Regions from separate parts of the Mus musculus genome. Here region 1 is linked to region 2. A link is a loop called in an ENCODE intact Hi-C map of the cell type or tissue named here. Cell type or tissue: heart. All regions are shown on one strand. Each heading gives the region's core, and the rest is flanking DNA. Links, peaks and the distances in the headings are about the cores only.

Region 1 (11,796 bases), core at 1,930-9,929, 110 kb after region 2:
TCCAATTTTTATGTGATGGATTGAGATTATATGGGACAATTGCAATAACCAAAATTGTAGGTCTGTGATATGAGCTAAACAGAAGGTAGTGTAGCATTCCAGTCATTTTATTTTATTTTATTTTATTTGGAAGGCACAGAACAGCAGGCCAGTTGGGCCCTTTCTTGTTCATCCATCCATCTATCTATCTATCTATCTATCTATCTATCTATCTATCTATCCATCTATCCATCTATCTATCTATCTATCTATCTATCTATCTATCTATCTATCTAATTAACTAAAAACAACAAAAACACCTGGTGACTTGAAAAGTTCCTAGAAATGGAGGGAAATTATTCCTGTGAAGGCAGCCAGAGGCAGTTAGCAAATTCTGACCACCATCATAGTTGTCACCCATTGAAATTGAAACTCAGTCCAAATTTGTACAAGTGGATTCACTTACATTCTGCAGCCTTCACATGCTCTGTGTTAGCTCGCCCTGGGTCCTTCTTCTAAAGCCTGTACATTTTTGGATGGCATGACATTTTGGAAGTTGTAATCCCCTTGTGACAAGTTATAAGAGCCAGTTAAAACTTCCTTATTTTCTTCTAACAAAGTGTAACCAGCTTTAATTGCAATGACGATTTTAATTCACAAGACAAACTTCAGGAAAGGAAGTAAAAAAGTCAGAAAGTCTGGAGAAGGTTGGAGGAGGGAGCATGGGTAAGATGTGGAGAGAGTGAAAGACAGCAGATTCTTCTGTTTTAAATGAGACAGCTCAATTTAACAGCCTTGAATTTATGGGTCTAAGTGTTTGGGAAGATTATGTGTCTGGGTCCTCTGGGGAAAGAAGCTACCTGGCGGTCCAATATTCACAGTCAATTGTTATTACAGGTGGAGGGATGCGTTGCTGGCAATGAAAGAACTTGTTAGGACAGGAATTCAGATAATGGCTGCTTCACTGATAGGCAGGTCAGGATGGAGCCAAGGTCCTTTCTACTAATGGGGTTTAGGAGCGCCTGGAGCTAGTCTGGTGCAATACTCTGTGATTTAGCATAATGCAAATTTTTGTTATTTTTCTTTTTATCGAAATGTGTGACTAGTTTTATATCTCTCCCGCCTTTATTTTTCCCAGAGGATTTTACAAAAATATGAAAAAATTAGTGGTTTTTGTATTTCTACAAAATATAGTAATATCATGGTAATATCATGCCAGCATACTTTAAGCAGATCCAAAATTATGTAATGTATAAGACGTGTGTGTGTGTGTGTGTGTGTGTGTGTGTGTGTGTTATTGGGCAGCACTTTTGTCCTTACAAGAAAAGCTCATGTACAAAGAACTAACACAGACAACAAATGCATATGCTCTTTAGGCTAATTCCTGAGAAAAGGCAGCTGCTGTATCATTCTGCTTGCAATCAGGCTAGATGTTTGAGACACACATATACGGAATCACTTTTTACATACATCTTATTCCTTTAGTTATGACACACTGAATTTTCTTCATATTCATATTGATCTTTCACCCCTTTAAATTAAGTATAATTAAAATCGCCCATGTGCATCCCTAAACTATTAGAAACTCAGGGAAATCCAGGAAAATAAAATAATATTTGACCCAGCATACTTACAGCAGTTAAGCACAGGTGGCAATTTATGGTACAAACTTCCAGAGTTGTCTTTATGCAAACATAGCATATATATTTTAAAATGGAATAAATCTATATGTAGTGCTCTATAATTATTTTATTAGCATTCTTAGTTTGACTGTAATGCAATATTCCATTATACAGAAAAGCCACATAATCTACTTAGGTTGGCATTTTGATCATTTACAGTTTTTTATTCTAATATAAAACATCATTATTATCAGCCTTAATTTATTCTCACATTAGCTGAGCTAGCACATATTTTCATAGGGTACATTTCTAGAAGTAGAATTAATTATTATATGATATGTCTTTAAGGTCATAACATTACTTTCCTTTAAACTTCTATTTACCATCCCACAAACAATGTGAGTCTACTTTAATAATTTTCAGCCAGATCATCCTTTACATTGGAGAAGAGATGTCTCTCTTTTTATCTTTTATTACTCCTCCTGTTTTTATTTCTCATACTATGATAAACTTTGATTCTGGCATTCCACATACAGTCTCTGATCACATTAGTATAATGCATGAGGAGCATAAAGACTCCATATTACAGTCTTCCTTTGCCATTTTACACAATCCACCTAAATATCATGGAATGTTTCAACATACTGACTTCCATTCTACCCTTCTTAGATGCTTTTCACATCTGGAAGTAACACAAATTCTTGTGTCAGACTATGCTTCTTTGCTCTAAAAATATTGTCACTATAACTGTGTGAGACAGAAACCAGCCATGTCCAGTCTTCAGACAGATTGCTGAAGTCATTAAGTAATGCTTCCTATTTTTGAATGTTCAGTGATGGTAGGTACCTCCTCCACACCCCACTTCATCTTTCCCAGCCCCAGATTCATAGCAGTGGGAAGACAAGAGTGTATCATTGGCTGTGCAGTAGAGCTTGTTAGGGCCCTTCCTTCCTTACAAAACTGATGTTGTATTAATGGGATCTTTTCATGGTGCTCTAAGAAGCCATGTAAGCTGTGGTCTTTTTTGTTAAGGAATGCAATGTCCATTTAATGAAACCCCTTTCTGTATTGGTTTAAGTAAAAATGCTTCCAAGTAGCTTTTTAGTTAGGGGAAGATCTTCAGAAAACTCACACTTGCCCCAGAACATTTAGATGCATTTTAATGACCATGACCCTTTTTCATTTGTTTTAAGACAAGGTCTGGCTAGAAGTCATCATATAGACCAACCTTGCCTTGAACTTCTGCCACAGCATCTCTTGGTGTTTTCTTTTGTTTGTTTCAAGCCCTCGGAATATTTGGGCCTTTATAGGGACTATTAAAGTTTAACATAGCACTGCAATATTTATAAGCTAATAAAACATGTTGAGGCATACAAGATCCAAAACATAATTAAAACAGTCAAAGTAGATGGAACCTCTATACAGAAGTTATATTATGGATTCATGAATACCCAAATATCTCAGCTTTTGGAAAGAAAGAAAAGCAACAAATGAATAGATAAGGAACATCTATATATAGATGAGTCAAAGGAGTAAAATGTGATATGCACAGTCTGAAGATTTGCACAAATTAAATGTTGAAAGGGAATCTCAAAGGAGTTACAGTGGCATGTTCATATGATTGTACCCTGCTTTAATGAATTTGAAAATAATATAACATAAGTATTTTCAAATAGGGATGGCTTTTCTCCTTGCAAGTGATGTTTGACAATGTCTAGAACAATTTTCGCTACCATAGCCTGAGTATGCATGTTGTGAAGTTGGCATCACATCTGGCACATACAGGCTAGGGATGCTGCTGTACAATATGCAGGACAACTTTATACACTAAAGAATAATTAGATATAAGTGTCAATAATGTCAATGTGGAGACACTCTGAGCTGATGAACTTCTAATTCAATATTTTTTAATTCAAAATTTGAGTAATTATTTTAAACATTATTATCAGGCATGACCACATGAGATCTTAACAAGATTGAAGTCTCCCTTAGCTTAATGATAGATAGATGTCTTCATTTTCAGAGCAAGGAATTTCTATAAGAGGTGCAATACCTTGGGAGTATTTCAATTTTCAACAAGGTCTCAAAGGAAGCAGAGGCTGCTGTATTGTCAGAATGTACCTCAGTGGTTCTCTGATTATCTTTTCCCTATCAAATTCATTGCCACCTTCATCGTCACCTGAGAACTCACTGAAAGTGGAAGTGGTGGGGTCCAGTTCTAGACCTGAGAAATCAGAAAGGATCTGATTATGTCCCCAGGTGGTGCTGACATCATAGATAAGTTCAAAACCATTGCTTTAGCTAAAGAGTTATGGGAAGGAATGCAAAGGGACAGATAGCAAGGGTTTCTTAAAGAAGTCCTAAGTTTGAATCACTCAAGAATATGAAGATAAGGTCACTGAGGTATCTTATTGACCAAAGGCACTTTCTGTCAAACCTGAGGACCTGAGCTCAATTCCTGAGAGCTACATGATAGAAGAGAACTGACTTTCACAAGTTGTACTCCCACTTCCCCATGCAGTATTGTAACCCTCTCCCATCAACAAAATAAATAGATGTAGTATAAAGGAATTAAAGAACAGCAAGCTTCCCTAAGCTTGACAGATTAAATGTTTGTGCTAGGAATTTTTGCTTTTTATCTTGATTCTGGTATTGGCAATGATGTCATAAATCTATAAAGTTCAAGACCAGTAGTTAAAACCATGCAAAGATTTCTAGATCTAAATGTTTCCATTTGTCAGATTTCAGACCCGGGGTGATTGAATGCCTGCTTTTAAAATATTTTCAGCACAGCCAGTCTTTTGGTTATAAAGAGAACAGTAGCTCAGTTTAGTTACCTGCGAACTCACCTCAGTGTCAAGCTTTGAAAATGCATCCTTGTGCAAGGTCATCCTTTGTGCACCTTGGAAACATGATGGAAAGAGTGTAGAAAAGCACACATTTGTGCAAATCTGGCTAGGCATTTAGAGCACTTGGAATTTTACACCCTGGTAAATGTCCCTTTAACAAGCTCCAAAGCAAGATGCTTCTCCATTACTTTTTGAAACATCTATTCTTAAAGAAAATTTAAAACACAGTGGAAGAGTAAGAGGAAGCCTTCTTTTGTGCTCCTTAATAGGATCCTAAATAACCCTGGAAGCAACGTATCTTCCTGGAGGCACAGTTGAAAGCTGAGCACAGATTGAAGCTAGACAAGAGAGGGCATTAACGCCTCTGTTTCAGACAGAGCCCCGTGTTACATTTGTCTGCTGAGCCTGGAGATCAAGACATCTCCTAGCACCTTAGCATCCACGTCAATAAGTTTATGAGAAGTAACATAGATTCAGCCTCTATTTGCACATGATGTATTTTTGTTAATCAAGTCTGGAACATCCTACCACACATTTTTTTTCAATTGAATTAGTAGTGTTGCTAATTTAATTGTATCTCATGCTTACAGACAGAACGAATAAAAGTAGGCTGCATGTAAAATACCAATAGCTTCCTTTGATAATACTCCAAACATAATGAAAAAAGAATGAAAAATGAAGCAATGTCTAGTCAGGCTTGAAAAATATTTTATATTCAAGGAGTCTGCCAAAATGTTAACATAAGGGAACAATATCATCAGACAAAAGGAGAAAAATAACTACTAAAGCAATTAGTGACAATATGTAGAATGCCTAGCTTGTTTTAAAAATTATACCACTAACATATGATAATTTCAAAAAGTGTTTACTGTTCTAATTTTATTTAAATCAAGACATGATACTCTGCTTTGTATACTGTAATCTTGCCACTTAAAAAATAATTTAATTAGCATGGATTATAAACCAATGTTTTCTCAAAAATCAAGTTGGGTAATAAAGGGTTCCTTGTGCTAAATAGGATATTTCCTATACAAGTTTTTTGCATGAGACTAATTTTTTTTTAAATAATTAGCACAGCTCTCTCTAGTGTGAATTAAAGATTAATTAATACAATGTCATATGCACAGCTGAGGAATAACATACAAATATAAATTAGTGAACTGATTTCCTCCACCAAACTGGTTTTGAAAGCAGCAAAAATTACACTTAATGTTTGAAAGATGTCCCATCATCCCAAACACTAGGTTCATGAGCTCCCAGCCTTCAATGGGAAAATTAACATTTACCTTATTTTACTAGTTTATGTGTACATAAATTTCATCAGAAAAAAACTTTCTGGGATGAATGGGAAACATTTCATAGAAAGGGACAAGAACAAAGAGAAGCAAGGCAGCCAGACAGCCAGCACCAAGCCTATCTTGGAATTCAATTTTGTAGACAGAATCTAATCCCCCAGCACCTCTAACGACACAAAGACCTCCCTCTTAGAACCACAGAAGCTGCTCCTCTGCAGAAATGTATTTTTTCCTATTCTTTTTTACTTTTTGAGGATTATGTGTTCGGGTCGAGGACGTAAACAAAGTGAGTGGGGGGGGGGGGGGGCGGGCGGGGGAGAGTTTTGTTGAATTCGTGGCGACATCGAGAATCAATGAAGGTATAATGGTGCCCTCTGCTGGGAAGTATAAGTAATGCCGTCTGGTAAATTTTCATCTGGAACTGGAGTAATTACTCTGGTTGGGGTGGGATGGGGTATTCCCAAGGATGTTTCTGGAACAAAACGTCCCTACAAGTACTCTACAAAAAAGTAGTTGCAAAAACCCCAAACCACATGAAATTAGCTTGATTTTGAGTTGACACTGGAATCTGAAACCAGCTGTATTTCATCCTAGAACATTAGTGCTATAAACCCTTCATCAAACCTGGAGACAATTATTTTCTCACTATCTGGACAAGACCACATTTCCAGTGCCTGAATTTTTCCAGGGAAAAATTTGCCTTTTGTACAGTACCATTCTCTCCAACTTGCATAAATAAGCCTTGCTGAAGAATGCCCCCAAGTGACACTCCTTTCTCATTAAAAAAAGAAATCACATAAGAAATTTGTCACAGAAAGCACACATCACACTGACATTCCTATTCTCCCTTGAAATGCTTGGTAGTAAGTTTTTAAAACGTGATTTGAGCCTATTCAGGATAATTGTGCTATTTCGTTGAAGGCACCATTTCGTCTTCCAATTGCCTCAGTGCTGGGTATACAACAGAATTCTTAACTACTTGTAAGGTAAAGTGGCTAAGTTCCAGTAAAATGAGGGCTGTGGACACACAATGCATGCTGATCAAACTTCAGTTAAAAAGCTGACTGTTGGTTGGGCAATCTTCAATGGTGTCCACTAACTTATAAGGGAACCACTTATTTAAATAAAAGAACTAAATAAAAAAGAACCAAAAGTTCTGAAGGCATTTAAAAAAGACAAAGAATTAAACCATATCTTCTGTGTTTTGTAACTTAGTTAAAATACCAAACCATGATTACAGAGGCCAAGACTAGGCCTCTGGTTGATTAGCTGAATGTCTAAGCAGTGTATTCATTTTTTATTCATGTGAGAGGTAAACTTCTAGATGTTACCCCTGCGGAAATTGCACAGGGCACCATGAAGGGCCTTGAACTCCATTTTATACTTTGTTATCACTATTTGGAATTACCATTTTTATAAAAAAAGACACTATATTTCAATTTTTTCTAGGTTCTATAAGTTATATAATGTCTTCTACATATACTGATTGTACATGTTGCTTATGAGTGCCGAATAAAATGGTGTTCATACAGTAATGTATGTAGTTTGGTACCTATACCTGAGAACTTGGAAAATGTATGTCCAAGCAACAATATAGTAAAGAGACCTACATGTGCTGTAGTTCAGAAAATAATGGCACGATCTTTTCCTTCTGGAAAATTCCTTACATGGATCATATATGGAGTGTCACTTGAGCTGAGATTTTCAGAAATATTCTTTTATGCTTATTGCTCTATAGAACAATGGAAAGGCAAGTAAAATACATAGCTGGGTTTCTCGTTTTGCCATCTGGTTCACCTTGTGCTTTCACTGTTCTCATCAGTCCTGTTAGGTGACGTTGACTATGCCATCACGATTTCAGTGCTTCCTTAATTCACAAACATGGCTCTTCATACACAACAGCTTAAGTATTGAATTGTACACTGTATTTCTACTATGTTACGGATCCTAAAGAAAAAAAATGCTAGCACTTTAAAAATCAGAAGCAATCATGAATTCATGTGCCTGCTGCGAGCTGCATCTAAGCTGTCATGTGAAATCATGACAAGGCTTCATTGGATCACCTCATTTTCTAAGGAGGTCATTCCATTATGTTACAGCCTCACCGTGCTTAAACAATGGCTGTGAACTCCAAATCCATAGTGTTACATAAACAAGTCAGGGAACATTTCCCGGAAATGTGAGTCATTCACTTCTGAATACAGAAATAAAAAATAACCACATTTTTTTCTCTCTCACTTAAGGATAACTTCACTGAGACACTGGAGGTGGCAAAGTTCCATCAATAAATCCAGCTGTGTCTGTATTTGAGCCCCAAAAATCTCAAACATGGGAACCAGGCTGCAGCTAATCAAAAGCTCCAATTCTTTGTATCCACAAGTCAAGAACACATTTATCCATTTTCAGAATGTCTTACCAAGAAAACATTCATTCCTCTGGGGATTTGGGTTTTATGGAAACAAAACAAGACAAAATAATGTTATACTCACAAAGGGAAATTTTGCAAGTATCTAATATTTAAAAAATAATTTAGGTGCTGGAGAGTTGGCACAGGTATTACCAGATCTTTTGGCTATTGCAAAGGGCTGGAGTTTGATTGCCAGTATTCACACAGAAGCTTAGCACCTCAGGCACAGGAGAAGCACGTGGTGTACACGCAGATGTGCATGCGGTAATGGAGATGTACATGCAGACAAAATACTCATACATATAAATTAATAAAATTAATTTAAAATATATAGTCTATGTAAAATGGTTCATATATAAATCATAGTGAATTTTTAGAAAAATTATTCATTTAGGTGTGTGTAGTGTGTTTCTACATGAGGATATATGCATGTGTATAAAGACGTGCAAGCATGCGACTTTGCACACCACTTTGTATACAGAGAACAGAGAGCATCAGCTTCCCCAGAGGTGCAGTTACAGGATGTTACTGGACGCTTCACTTGTGGAGTGAATACTGAGACCTAAACTCTGATTCTCATGATTTCTAAACAAGTGCTGGTAACTTCTGAGCCATGGTCTCAGCATAAAAATAATGCAGTTTTAAAAAATATGTGCTTTATTAAATATGAGCTGTGCCATCCTTACTGTCTATGTGCGTAGAAAACCAACTGTTGCAAAAAAAGAAATAGTATAGCCAATAGCAGAGTGCCCAAATATGTCTCTAATTCCGTACTGTCTCATGTTTTCTTTTAATATGTCCTATGTTTCATTCTTAATGAAGCAAGTAAAGGGTTTAAAATCCAGTCTGGATTTTTCTTTGTGTATACATTTGTGTGTATGCATGAATTGTGTGTGTGTGTGTGTGTGTGTGTGTGTGTGTGTGTGAACATGCACTTCAAGTATGTGTGCATGTGTGAGTTGGAAGCTGAGGCTGGATGTCTTCCTTAAAAATGGTCTACCTTATTTTTGAGACAGGGTCTCTCACTGAATCTGAAGCTTTCTGATTCAGCTAGACTGTCTGTCTAGCAAACACCAAGGTTACTACTGTCTGTCTTTCTGCTTAGCACTAGGACAGGACTACAGAAACACATTGCCATACCCAACTTCTACATGGGTTCTTGGGATCCAACTAAGATGATCAACAAGCATTTTACCCTATTGAGCTATCTCTCCAATCCTCTGGTATATATTGATACACTTCTTATTATGGCTAAAGCTGTATAAGCAAGACAAATAACAAATTATAAGTTCTGAGAATTTTATTTCAGCCTAGTACTAAGACAGATTTATCACTAGATCAGAACCAGTAAGTTGATACCATCCAAATAATGACTGAGAAGCATTGACATTCTCTACAAAGAATATTTTAGCATTAAAAAAAAAAGACATCTCTGAAGAAGCCAACAATATAATAGCGTACAAGGGCAACGCCAGCAAATGTTAATCCAAATTGTGCACTCATAGCAGAATTAAAGCAGAAAAGGTGCTGTTTCCAATTGTGTGGCTTTATGATTCTGGATAAGAGTAAAGGTGAGTGATTTTAAGTAGGGAGTATGAAATTAATCAGCTGTTTCTTTCACTGAGAAAAAGAGGAACGGTGTAATAGCTACATCTCACTAAAAATTACAGCCAAGTCTTATTGAATTGAACCACTGTCTGGCAGAATTTTTAAGAGATAAATAAAATTGTGAGCAGCAATTGGCTTCACAAAAAGATGGCATAACAGAATCAGGTCCAAGAACAGCAGGACTGACCTTTGCCCTCCTTCTCCCTGTTCTGAACTGCAACGGACTCACATGTTTTTAAGTTGAGCTTTCTGGTCCTTGTAACCACCATGCTTCGACACTTTGGCAATGTGCTGACCCACATTTTTGGTGGCCAAACTGTGGTTAGTGTGGGCAGGAGAGCCAGGAACTGCTGACTAATCCATTTCTGAAACTTGTGGTTACACAGGAACCAGTGGGCAATGGTTGGATTCATCTGCTTTGCCCAGAGCGCACGATGAAGTGGGACTGGAAAGTGATGCAATTAGCCAGAGTTACCCAGCTACTCTTTGATCCCAGTGGAATGCTCTGAAGAACTAAAGTAAAGAACCAAGTCTGCAGGAGAATGTCTGTTTATGTAACGCCTGTTAAGTGGCACAAGGAAAAGCCACGCGGTTTCCATTTCATCTTTAGGATTTCTAAACTCTGCCCTTTGAATTATCAAGGACTACCTCATCAAGGACGTCTGTCAATGCAACATGAAAGAAAATTGGCCTTAACTGCCAAGTTAAAGGGGATTTTGCAATTTCTCTCCAGGCTCCAAAGGGCATTGTCTTTCTAATACCTAAAGCAGTGAATCTTAAACTGGTCCCTGGATCATCAGTCCCAGAAGAAGGGAGGAGGGAAATGGATAGAAATGCAGACTCTCCGGCTCCAACCCAGGCCCGGGGAATCAGAGCTCTGTGATTTGGCGCAGAAATTTAACAAGTTTCCCATGTGATAGTCTTGCTTGCTCAACTTGAGGAACAGTGGTGTAAAGAGTCTGTGTCGAGGTGATTCTAGGACAATGAGAAGCATTGGCCTCCTCTGGGAAATATGTGTCACCAGAAATACTCCAACTTTGTATTTTGAACATGAACTCATATCAGGTTACTTTAGCTGAAGGAAGTATGTGCTCTGTTTCTTCAAATTCCATTACTGGACTTATTCAGATTTGAATTTCAGAAAGCTTTTCTAAAACTTAAGGTACAACATATAAAATTTTTATTGGATTTATATTTATATTCATTTATATTATTAGTGTTTCTGAAGTCATCCTTTGTTTATTCGTTTATTCATTTATTCATTTCTGGGTAAATGAGATGTTTATTAGCACCTCATGATAACTGTTTTCGCCTTCATAGTGCCAAAGGATTTTAGAGGTAGGATGGGTCTTCTAATTCTTCACCATTTTTTACCATTAAAGAAATGCCAATGAGAAGACAGTATGTAAAAGAGCTTACAAAAACATTCTCAGGAGTTAGGTGGGAGAAGGCTTGCTAATCTCTGAATTCCTCGACTTGAATCTGTAAGTGGAGGCCATAACTCACATATCTCTTCTCTTCTCCAGTTTCACATATTTCTTCTCTTCTCCAGTAACCCAGTTTTTGGAACAATGTTGGCCCCGTTCATAAATGATATGAAATCAAATGTGAGTTCCTTTTCCTTTGCTCCTAGAAAAGTGGATAGGGTATTTTTTTCCTAGCTGTCCATAAGGGATGGATGAAAATGAAAATTTATGTTAGTTTATATTAAATAATAGATTATTTCTTTTAAGCTAATGACCTAGTGGCCTATGATTGTGTCAAATAGACTCTACTAACAAGATGCCCACAACAGTGGTCAGGGATTATCATCTCCGAAATCTGTTGAAAAGTTTCTTCAGAGATGTTTATATAGCACATGCTCATTACTATGTCTGCCCCAAGCCAATTTAATTTAGTACTTTAAAACGGACTTAGGTTATGATATTTTAAGCATCTTGCACAAAGCAAGATTTATGCTCTTGGGTGTGACTTTGGGTCTTCTACTGCACCCAGTTTTCCATAGGTCTGTAGAAGCAAAAGACTGTTTCTTTATG
Region 2 (11,796 bases), core at 1,929-9,928:
CTTTCCAAGCCTTGGGGAAAGATAACTATCTCTATTCTGTGAGACTTTCTTGTATATAAGCAGCTTAAAAATAGTAACACTCAAGAGTTACACAAATCTGAGCAATCTGTGGAGACTCATTTGTCAGCACACATGGTTCCGGTCTCCACCTGTGGGGCAGACTAACAGTAGCAAATAGAAATCAGGTTATCAGTGGACTTCCTAGCAGTTACAGTATATGCAGACTCTCACATGACATTAAACAATCCGTAAGTCAAGGAAGTCCACAGTAAAAGAAGCTTGCAAGGAAGCAATGAGATTTTACCACCAGCACCACCCTTTACAGTCAGCAGCAACACAGGAAAACTAACAAGGAAGTTCTACTCATAGATTTAGGCCAGATAATCTACAGCTGTTAAAAACCATTCCTTCATAGTCTCAAATAAGCCTGGACTTAGTCTAAAACATAAGCTCTCTACATTATACCAAAATAGTTTGGAGACTATGGGGAAAGGGGCTGGGGAGATGGTTAAGTGGGTAGGAGAACTTGCTATAAAAAGAGAAGACATTGATTCAACTTCCCAGCATTCACATAAAAGCTACATATGGCCATAAATGCTTATCACCCTTTGTTTGGAGATGGGTTTCAGTAGCCAATCAGCCAGCCTAGACAAAACAGCAATCTCTGGGCTCAGCGACTCATCCAGCCAATAAGGTTGAAACTGATAGAGGAAGACACTTAAGGCATTCGCTGACTTCTAAATATATGTATATGTGTATGCATAACTACACACATATACCACACACAAGTGTGTGGGACAATAATCTGATTCTGTAAGCATTTTTAATTGTAAACTTGTTTTGGAATTAAAAAGCAGATAAAATTCAGCTATTTTATTCCACAAGTATTTGGATTGTTTTGTTTTGTTTGTCTTGCCAGCTTTCAGGAGCAGCTCTAGGGCCCCGGACCCTAAAGTATAGTAATAAGTAGGAGAACAAGGGCCTGCCCTTAGAGAACTTACATGGTAATGAAGAAAATATAAATGAAATAGTTTGCAAAAGTAATTATTTTAAATACTCATACAAAATGAAAGAAGTTAAGGAGATTACACAAAACAACGTTGGCAGGTGTACATAGACTATTTTAGCAAAAGGGATATTTCAACTCATATCTGGGTGGTCTTTCTTGACATTCTAACTATCCTCTTGACAATAAAAAAAAGCAAAAGCATCTTAATTTTAGGTTTGGTCAGACATATTCTGGGCGATATGACTATAGACATATTTTTAATTTTAGTATAAAACTTCCCAGCATTTAAGCAGAGAGTTATAATTTCACCACCATCCCCAATTATTAACTGCTTAGTTTCAGATTAACTGCTTAGTTTCAGATACCAAGCATAAATTTCTTTCTCAAGGGCATTAAAGTCAAGCTTTTACAATTTATTGTTTGAAAAGGCAAGATGATTGAGTTATTTGAAAAGAGTGACCTCTTGATTTATTTTAGCAATGTGCTTTGACCGGATGGCCTAGAGACTCAGTGGGCCAAGAAAGAAGAAAGCATAGTGTCTTGGGCTAATTTGTCTTTCTAGAGCAAAGGAGCTGATTGGGCATGATATAAAGAAACGGAATATATTTGTCACCATTTTGTAGCATAGCCTGGGCAGTCATAGATCAAGACATATGCAAGATTGTACCTTGAAGTCTATTTCAGAGAGAAATATGTCCTAGACAGCAGTAGTGAACATAAGGCCAAACCCACTTGAACAAGCTCGAACACCTCTCAACACTACTGGATTGGGAATTAAATTTCTAGCACGTGAATTTTGTGGACACATTTAAAGCACAGCATGTAGTATTCAGAATGTGTACCTGGATACCTGCATGTGTGTTGGATCTTAGAATGCTAACTCAAAACTGAAAATACCAGTGAGCATACAACTTTGGTTGTAGGGAAGAGAAATGCAGGAAGTGAGTAGAGTGCTGTGGGAAATGAACATCTGGAACCCCAGATTCAAGATTGGTGAGTGTCAAAGATGTGTTACAACTGTAAGGTCCTGTTGTCTGATAGTTCTGGTCAGTATATGATTGACAGTGCAAGAAGAGGCCAGTAGTATCTTAAAATAACACCCCTTCCTGGTTAGGCAAAATTGTGACCAAGCATCATTTTGGAGGCCACCTTAGTAAGAATCAGCCAGAAGGAATGAGATCCCAAGGGCACTCATTAAGGGAGGAAAAGAGAGTTGCCATTGCATGAACAGCATAGGCCCAGGGGATGCTTGGGAAGGTTGAGAGATACTCCCCTAGTGTCCCACATTGAAGCAAGAGACAAGGGTTATTTAAGGTTTTGGTTTTTTTGGGGTTTTTTTTTTGGTATGTATATGTGTGTGGTATGCATACATGTATATATACATATTCAAATATGTGTGAGTACACACATATGTATAGGTGAGTGTGGGTGCATGCATGTGCAGATGTAAGCCAGAGGCTGGTGCCAGGTGTCTTCCTAGATTGCTCTCTAGTTATTGAAGCAGGGTCTCTCACTGAACTCCAGTTCACCAATCAGCTATACTAGCTAGCTAGGCTAGATTGTCTCAGGACCTGCCTCTCAAGTGTTGGAATTACAGGTGGCCACCACCCTTGCTGTCTTTTCTGTGGGTTCCACAGATCCATACTCTGGTCTTCATGCTGTCAAGGAAAGCATTTACCCACTGAGCTATCTTTCTAACTCCAGAGATAAGGTTTAGGGCAGGGTATATTGTCTTTTAAAACAAGCAGCCTTCTGAGAGTGAATTAGCTCCAATATAAAGATAATTTTGGACTAAAACCCAAGATCCAAACTGTTTTGTGGAGATGCAATACTTCTGCAAAAAAAAAAAAATTCTTAAACGAGAAAATGTAGGGCTGGGGATGTAGTTGACTCATAGAGTATTTGCCTAGCACGTATAAGTTCCTGATTTCCACACCAAGTACCACAAAAATAATGGTAATCTATAAGGATAAATTCTACAACCATCAGAAGGATCCTAATGACTTTTAAAACACACTCCTATGGCAGACTAAACTGTTTTTCTCTGCTATAATCAGAAAATTTCCTTGTTAAGTGTCTAAGAATTATTTACAAGTATTATTTGTAAAGCATAAATATACAGCATTACTTTGGAATTCATATCCAAAGGTATGATCTTGTGGATTTAGCTTATGGTCTTTGTGTTGTTACTTTGGTTTTTATTATTATTATTAATTTAAACAATTGTTTAGGACTTAACAAAAACCCTTTTGTTCTTAAGTATTTTATCCTTTCCTTGAGATTCAATCTAAGTGTCCATTGCTTCACAAACATTTTATCCTTTCATTCTATCAGGATTGATAAGAGTGTGGCTCCTTATATTAAAAGGGGGGAGGGAAATTGAAAGGACTTTGTACTTGAAATGTAATCTAGGGTTTAGAAATTCATTTACAAAACGTCTGGCTCTAAGAACAGTAAACTTTCAATGTGACAAAGCTGTACTATGGTGGAGCTAAACTTATTGTTAAAATATATGAATGTTAGCAGTCGAAACTATGAAACAATTACATTGCATTGTGGGGGGAAATGATTTTAATGCCTGATTTATCATCTTTATGGTAAAACTTGATCAGTTGTCTCTTGTTAAGCAGCTACTTTAGCTTGTCATTGTTTAAGTTAACAGGAGCACTTGATCCAAGGCACAGATCCAAACAGTTCTGCCGACTCGCAATCACTATACTTTCCATTCCAAATTCCTCCAAGTTACTCTGTATTTTAAATGGATGCAAATATTTAGTTTTGTAACTTCAGTCATTTTCTTCATTGGAAAAGAGACCAGGAAATCACTCACCCCTGGAGCGCTGGGCAAAGGACACTAGAGGATGATAGGAATGCTGGTGACTTCCCTGAAGGGCGCTTTGTTGTGCTTGAACCACTGCCAGTTAACCTCCCCCCACAACATAAACTACCAAAACATCAGGAGTTCAAAGAGGGGCGCTCAGGTCCTGCTTCCCGCCCCTGACTATCAGCATCCAGAAGCAATTCTTTGCATGGGTGCTTCTTCCTCCTGATCCTGAGTGGCAGTTCCTTTATGCACATTAGCCCCCTGGGGCGATGAACTCCAAAACCTCTATTTTCTATCCCTGGCTCTACCCTGTTCTCACAAAACCCTAGTTAGCCACTGTGCTACACAGCCTTTCTTGGATTGTAGGCTATCAAAAGAAAACAAAACAAAACACCAGACCCTACAACAATATGATGGATATGGTAATGAGGGTCTTTAGGGTAGTGGGCAAATTCCAAGGTCCTTTAGAGCTGAGACTTGGAGACCCATTTTCTCCTTTATCATTGAGACTTCGTATTCTCATCAGCAGAATCTTGCTTACAATAGCACAAATGATCATTTGCCTGAATAAAGATCTTGTGTGTGTGTGTGTGTGTGTGTGTGTGCTCAGCTATAAAAGAGAAGTCTGTCAAAATTGCAAAATGAAAATCAAGATGAGTTTTTCCTTAATCAGGCAAAATCTCCTGCTTAGTGACTGAAAGAAGAAGAAGAAGAAGAAGAAGAAGAAGAAGAAGAAGAAGAAGAAGAAGAAGAAGAAGAAGAAGAGAGAAGAAAGAAAGAAAGAAAGAAAGAAAGGAAGGAAGGAAGGAAGGAAGGAAGGAAGGAAGAAAAGGAGAAAAAAGAGCGAGGGGGAGAAAGAAAAGGAAAGAAGAAAGAAGGAAAGAAAGACAGTGAAAACAAAAGCAAAAGAGACAGCCTCTGAGCTACTTTGGAGCTTTTTTGATTCACTTCCTTGTTATCTTTGTGAAGACATTATTCTGTTACATAGAAGTTATTTATCCGGATGATTGTAGTACAGTTTCTCCTCTACCAAACTTTCGTTATCTACAAGAAAACACTGATCCATTTCTAGAAAAATACTTGTGATGCTAAATCACAGATTGGAAAGGGAAAGCTACTGGGAAGAAAAAAATGGAAAAGCATTGTAATCATACAATCATCTTCTTTATATGTCACAATGGAGAGCACTGACTACTAGTGTGCCTTTAAATGCTGCATGTGCAAACATATTCTCTCTTGTGCATACATGTTCCCTCTCACAAGCAGTCCATATTTACATATATGAGTGATAATTATTAATATCCAAAATAAAAAGGCACTATAGTTCTTGCTCCTTCAAGGCAATGACTTTGAAAACAAATACCCTCCAAGAAATAGAAGATAGAATTAATTTCTGTGCGGGAATTAAGATGATGATAAAAGTATGAGACTCCTCATTTGGTTGAAATTTTCTGTAAATATAAGAGTTCTGGTTAATTTAATTTTCTGGTTAACTGAACCTCAAATACGAAACCTTTTTTTTTTTTTTTTAATCTTCACTGAAATGTGTCTAAAATGCCTGACTCCACTCACTTTTACTTATGTAGCTTAAAATCAAGTACTGGGTGGCTCTTAGTAATTCCAAATGTTACTTTTCCTTTCAGATCACTGATATATTTTTCCCATTTCATCACAAGGAGAGAAATCAGAGCTTGGCTTGAATGTATAACTATGTCCATGTTCATTTTCACATTAATCATACAATCATCTTCTTTATATGTCCCAAATGCCCGAGGAAAGTAGAAAAAAATTGTAATGAATAAAATGGTTCATTTTTTGGACAAAATAAAGGCAAGGTTAAGCTTTTCAATGTTTGTATATTAAAGGAAATTATTAAAATTTTCTTCTCTATATAATGTTAAGTATTTGATAACATATATTAATATACTTCTAATCAATTTTGTTATCACATATTAAAGACTAATATCTCTAAATATGATTAAAGAGCAAATATGGATATATATATATATACACACATTATACATAATATATGTATTATTGAGTGAGTGTTAGTGTTTGGGTTTTCTTGTGGAATATAATGGCAGCTGAATAGCCCCAGATGTCTCCAGTGTAGTTACAAGTCTATCTTGGGATCTCCATTCCAAATTCTCACAGATGCCTAGCCTATGCTAACTTGAGCTAGCAAAGTCTATCACCATACTGAATTAAACTATTATCAAGAGAAGGAGATCTCTAGACATACATGAGGCTTCTTAACTTTTGGAAATTATTTTTATGGAAAAAATTCCTGCCAATGCAAGGTAGGGGAATGACCTTGAAAATGTCAGCTAAGATCAATGCCAGCTGTTGACTGAGGCTTATATTATCATTCTCTCTCTGTGTGTGTCTCTCTCTGTGTCTCTCTCTCTGTCTGTCTCTCTCTCTCTTTCACGTGTGTGCACGTGCACACACACACACACACAAACGTTTTTGGAGGGTGTACATATTACCATCATGAAAAATGTTGCTCCTACATTAGGAACTTTGGTATATGAGTGTATAGTACATTTGGACTCTAGGCTCTATTAGTTATAAATTAACTTTAAAAGACTAGTAGTTAAGCATTGGTCAATCACCTCTTGTTCACCAGGAGCCATTAAAGAATTTCTCATGCTAAGGGATCATCATTTACCCTTAGGACAGACATCTGGAGCTTATCAAGAAGAAGGTGCTTCAAGCATGAGAAAATTTAGGAGAAAAACCCAAGGCTGGATTATTTCCATGAGCCCATTAACTGATATCCCCTGAGTACTCCAGTTTTTACATAACTACCTTGTCATCTATGTATTCCACTCAGTGAGCAATGGCTTGTGACCTCCCAGTCAGCAAGTTCAGAGGAGAAATATATGTTATAGTTAATGTTTACTAGAAGACATGTAAATATTTGAAAACACAAGAGTTACAAGCACATGTGAGTTCTATTTTATTTTATGAAATACTGAAAGTCCACTTGTCCACCCCATTAATTATAACATGCTCCCCACCCTGACCTATATACAATTCCTCCTGACATAAATTAGAACAAGGTGCTCAGAATGGAAGCAGCCTATACTCCAACTGGGTTACAAAATATAAATGTAACCTGACATTTTTCTAAGACTTGAGGAAGTTTATGAATTTAAAAAGGGGGCTTAAAGACTCACCACAGTTAAGCCCTACAGTAACTCCTGAAATATCCAAAGTAAATAGAACTAAGGGGGCCTAGGGGACACTAAAACCTTGTTATAAAAGAAGAAATACTCCTTAGTATTTTCTTTTACAGAAAATAGCACATGTGCATCCAACCAGCATTAAGAAGAATGAATAGTAAACTTTGAGGCTGCCCTCTAGAGATCTAAGAGAGGCATGAATGAGCCATGTAAAACAGTTCTTTAGCTACATGTGAATGATTGAGTTTAGCTTGCCCATTCATCTTGAATGTTAAAGGCAAAACAGAGAATGGTTAACTTTTTAATAGCACTTTGCTGTGCATGAATGCACTGTGCACTCATTCATCACAGTTCCCCCAAAGCAAGTCACCTATAGAAGGGGTAACCACTAAGATGTAGTATTCCATAGAATAATCCTTCTGGTCATTTTCCTGTACATTTCAACCACAAAGATGGGATCATACTTTCCACTTTGTTTAGTTAGTTGTTAGTTTAAATATAATTTATTGGGTGATTTTTCATGTTCAAAGACTCTTCTGACTTCTCACTAAGTACCTTTTAGAACAACTGAAGTAGTACAACCACTTAACAAACCAAATAGACCGGATAAGCCAAAGACTTCATAAAAAGAAAGTGAGCAACCCACCCAGTACAACATATACTGACAATGGAAAACAGTTTTTAGTGGCAAATAATCTTACTCTTTTATATAAAGCAGAAATCCAAAAAGATACGCACTGTAACTACGATTATTCCATTTCATAGGATGTAGAATGAGGACACAGGTCTTAAAAGACCTTTTTGGGTGGGGGAGCATTAGAATATGGGCTATGGAATGCTGCACTGCACAAACTGGCTCGTGTCTTCTGAGGAAGCCTGTGTTGGTTGGTTAAGATGTTGATGACCATCTCACAAAAGACTAGGATCAAGTGACTTGGTATCACTATTCCTAGCTCTTGCTTTATGCTGCCCTCTTGTGAATACCATGTCCATAAAGTCTTCAGATGACCCATTTACACTCTAGAGCAGTGATTCTCAACCTTCTAAGGCTATGGCCCTTTAATACAGTTCCTCATGTTCTGGTGACATTTGACCATAAAATTATTTTCATTGCTACCTCATAAGTTTGCTACGGTTATGAATGTAAACATATATGTCTTCCAGGAGTCCTCCAACTAAGTAACCCACTAAGGAGTCGTGACCCACAGGTCAATAAATACCCAGAAGATGGTCAGGGGAGCAGCCTAATGCCAGAATGTGTGGCTTTCCTTGGAAGAAAAAGCTAGTGACACTTAGTTCCAATTCTGCCTTTTCACCCCAGCAGTGGTGAGCGAATTGTACATAAAGATGCAAAGCAACAGATAAAAATCTCTACAGCAGGTCAACTTTCTAAAATGGCAACCCAGAGATGTTCTCCCTTACCTCTGAAACCTGAGACTATTACAAGATAGTCAGAAGTATGTCATGTTGGAGTGTACAGGTGGTATCAGAAAGGGAAGTGGTTCAGATAGGCCCAGCCTGATCACATGGACAATTTCAAAGCCATGTGTTTTCTGTCATTGAAAGAATAAAAGTTCAGAGAGATGTTTTATGGGCAAATGACTCAGTGTGCTGTTGCTGAAAAAGCAGAAACAGACAAGAGGTGTAGACGGCCTGCAGGATCCCAACCAACAGTTATGAAGTAGCTCAACCTTAGAATATTAGGAAAGTGAATGCAGTCCATAACTATGACCCTGGCAGAAGATTCATCCCCAGGGCCTCCAGAGAAGAACATAGTTTGACTCAAAGCTGAATTTCAGCCTGGTAAGACAATCAATGACCAAAGAACATAGCCAGAGTACCTTACAGAGCCCCGAGCTTTAAAAATATGGGTGATGACTTTAAATTGTATGCATGTGTTAACTTGTTATATGCTAATAGTAAACTAATACATCTTCATCTTTTTATTCTGGCAACATTTGCCTCCTAGGTAAGTCTCATATTCTGACCAGTGACAATTCATTCAAAGAAAAAAATCTATTGGGGGGGGGGGGTCTTTGATTTATTTCCTAACCCTTGGAAAATTTACAACTAATCTTTTCATACAAGTTCTAGTTTTTCTTAAGTCACCTTGTACTTAAAAATTAATTTTTCCAGAGCTCTTTCCCACTTAATGTAGAAAGTGCATAGCATATTCAGCTCATATATCCATAGGCTGCATTCAACTATCTAATGCATCCTTGGGACTTTATTTTCTATAGTTTCAACATTCATTCTTCCTGCCCCAAATTTCCATTCTTCTCCATTCTGTATAATGGACTGGCCAAGGATTACATAAGAGGATAGGAAGTTTGAATGGTGAATGCCATGAATTAATTTTCCTGAATTTTCTGTTGGAAAAAATAGAAGCAGAGATGAGTAATATACTATGCTGCAGAGAGAAGAGCATTAGATACAAATCTGACTGAATTTAAAACTTTTCAAGTAACTTCTCATTTCTGTTATCTTTTCCAGAGCTCATTCTACTCACCTCAAAAAGAATGAATAAAATAGTACCATGTAATGCACAAAACTAGAAAAAAATGTTAAAAGCCAATGTCAGACAATATCATAAACAAATGCTGAAATATTTCCAGTTTAAGAGAGCCTCTTTCACAAAATATTTTCAATTTTTCTGAGGAAAAAGCTGCTCAAGTCCGTCTTCTGTAATTGAGAGCAAAGGTTCTCGAAGGTAGCTCTGCCATTTAGAGTGTTTTAAGATGTGGAAAAAATCATATGATGTTAGAATATTGTATTCTTTCCTGTGCTCGAGAACAAAGAAAGGGAGTCATAGACTTAGGGAGACAATTTACATTTGCCAGATATGCTAGGCTTTCTACAAACTTAAATAATGGTAAAGCTTGTGATAGCAGGGTGCATGCTTAATTCATCTTGAATATTTGTCTATGGGTGAGGCTGGAAAATTGTATTCTCAGTAGATACTATTAAAATGTAAAGTTTTTACTGAAAAACATTCTATCTTTTCCTGAAATTTCTTACTGACATTCTGAGAGAATATTTGTAAGTTTTCATCCAATCGTAAATCTTAATAATTCTCTGACCGAACCAAGAGGTATGTGGGAGGTTGTTTTGTGGGGATGCTGAGAAATACTCTTTAAAAATATTTATCTTCTTCAACTTTGGACTTGTGCTGAAATCTAAAAGTAACTCCAAAAGTGCAATATAAAATGGCCAGTATATTTCCTATAGCTTTCTTCCTTTTGTATTTCTGGCTCATTGTTCAAGAAGCATTGCCAGCATCCTGATGGTTGGTTTATTCAGGAGTCCTCTTATAAACTACTAAGATATAGGAGACTTCTTACTGGAAAAGTTTTTCTTTTTCTGTAAATGATTTGTCATTAAAATAACAATGGATACACTCATTAGTTGAAGAGGAAAGAAATCACCTCTCTGGAACTGTATCCAATGCAGATATGGTTGGTATAAAAGAAGCCTTGTTGACAGTTTTTTTAAAATATTGACTTAATGAATAACTTTGCTGTTAACATGCAGGAGCCAGAAGCAATGAAAAATTCCCATGCCTTTAAAATCCACAACCTTGGCACACTTCATAATGGACAAAGTTCAAGATATTCATGGCTTTCTTGACTTAAAAATAAAAAAAAAAACTGAAAAATAAATAAAATCACACAAAGTAGCATTATTACATTCTGAATACTCTTTTCAAAAGTTACTATTAGCTGATTTTTCATAATTTCCTTAAAAAGTTGACTTAAAATGTGGTCTTTCAAGAGCTCAGCCCTTCAAAATAAAGCAGCACTACTGCTTTCCCTTGTACCCTGGCTTGAGGAATTTAACATGCTTCACAACAATGTGCTGATTAGTGAGGTGCCTTTCCAAGTCAGTGCCTAGAGCAGGAGTCTGCAAACTAGTCAACAGGGGACCTATGTGCCAAAGCCAATCCTCCGTTTGTTTCCTGTGGCCCACAAGGAGATTCTCACGTTTTTAAATGTGGGATTTTTTTTTTTTTTTTGTGACTCACGAAAATTACACAGGCTTAAAAATTTCAGTGTCCACAAATAAAACTTCTCTGGGGACACAGTGGTTATGTAGTTTATGGCTGAATTAAGGAATCCGACAGACTTGAAGGCCCCAAATATTTCTTATCTGGCTCATTGTGAGCAAGGGTACTGAAGCCAGCCTGGATTCATGTGACTTGAGAACGGTGCAAACAGCTTCACACTTTGTTCACGAATGCTCCAAGGTTGCCTATAGATCTCGTAAATGACATGACCTTGCTTTGAACACTATTCTTGTCAAACACACACACAAAGACACATTCACATTTGCATACACCTGCACAATTTACTAAGCATTTGGAATAAGAAAGAAAGTGACCTCCATTCTCTATATTTGTGAGGCTGTTCTGCTTATTAGAGACACAGAGTAAAAGTGTTTTAATTTGGGATTAAAAAAGAAATTCTTTGAGGGAGAGCACGATAACTCTGAAGACTCGTACCCCAAGTTCAATCCTAAGAACACACATAAAGATGAAAAGAGAAAATCAACTCTATGATGTACAAATAATAAAATTCAGTTTTAAAAATTTGAAACAAACAAGTGGTCCTCAATACTTTTATTTTAAGTTCTAGATGCTCATTCTTAAAAAAAAAATTAATGAGATATAATTCCCATGTCAAAATACCCAATTCATGTATATAATTCAGTGTTGTTTTAAGAACACAGATTGGGTTAGGTATAACCCAAATCTAATTCTAGAATATTTTTATCACCCC

The links. A loop is a pair of places that touch in the nucleus more often than their neighbours do. Peaks named below come from ENCODE experiments on the same cell type or tissue, not always from the same donor. Only the 100,000 strongest peaks of a DNase experiment are listed, where the experiment ranks them.
Region 1: it touches region 2 in a loop (2.3-fold over the local background); 2 of 42 quality-filtered maps call a loop at or near these places.

Annotation. Positions count from the first base shown.
Region 1 is chrX:169,793,447-169,805,242 of GRCm38, reverse strand. It overlaps a transcript of Mid1 not described here. Among named protein-coding and RNA genes, the nearest start is that of Mid1, 80 kb to the left of the region's middle. In heart, for the core only: CTCF peaks have their summits at 5,944 and 6,149 (motif pointing left); no DNase peak of the experiment used is centred there; H3K4me3 peaks cover 494 bases; H3K27ac peaks cover 509 bases.
Region 2 is chrX:169,898,531-169,910,326 of GRCm38, reverse strand. The region is part of intron 1 of Mid1 (midline 1); the gene reads right to left. Among named protein-coding and RNA genes, the nearest start is that of Mid1, 25 kb to the right of the region's middle. In heart, for the core only: no CTCF peak of the experiment used is centred there; no DNase peak of the experiment used is centred there.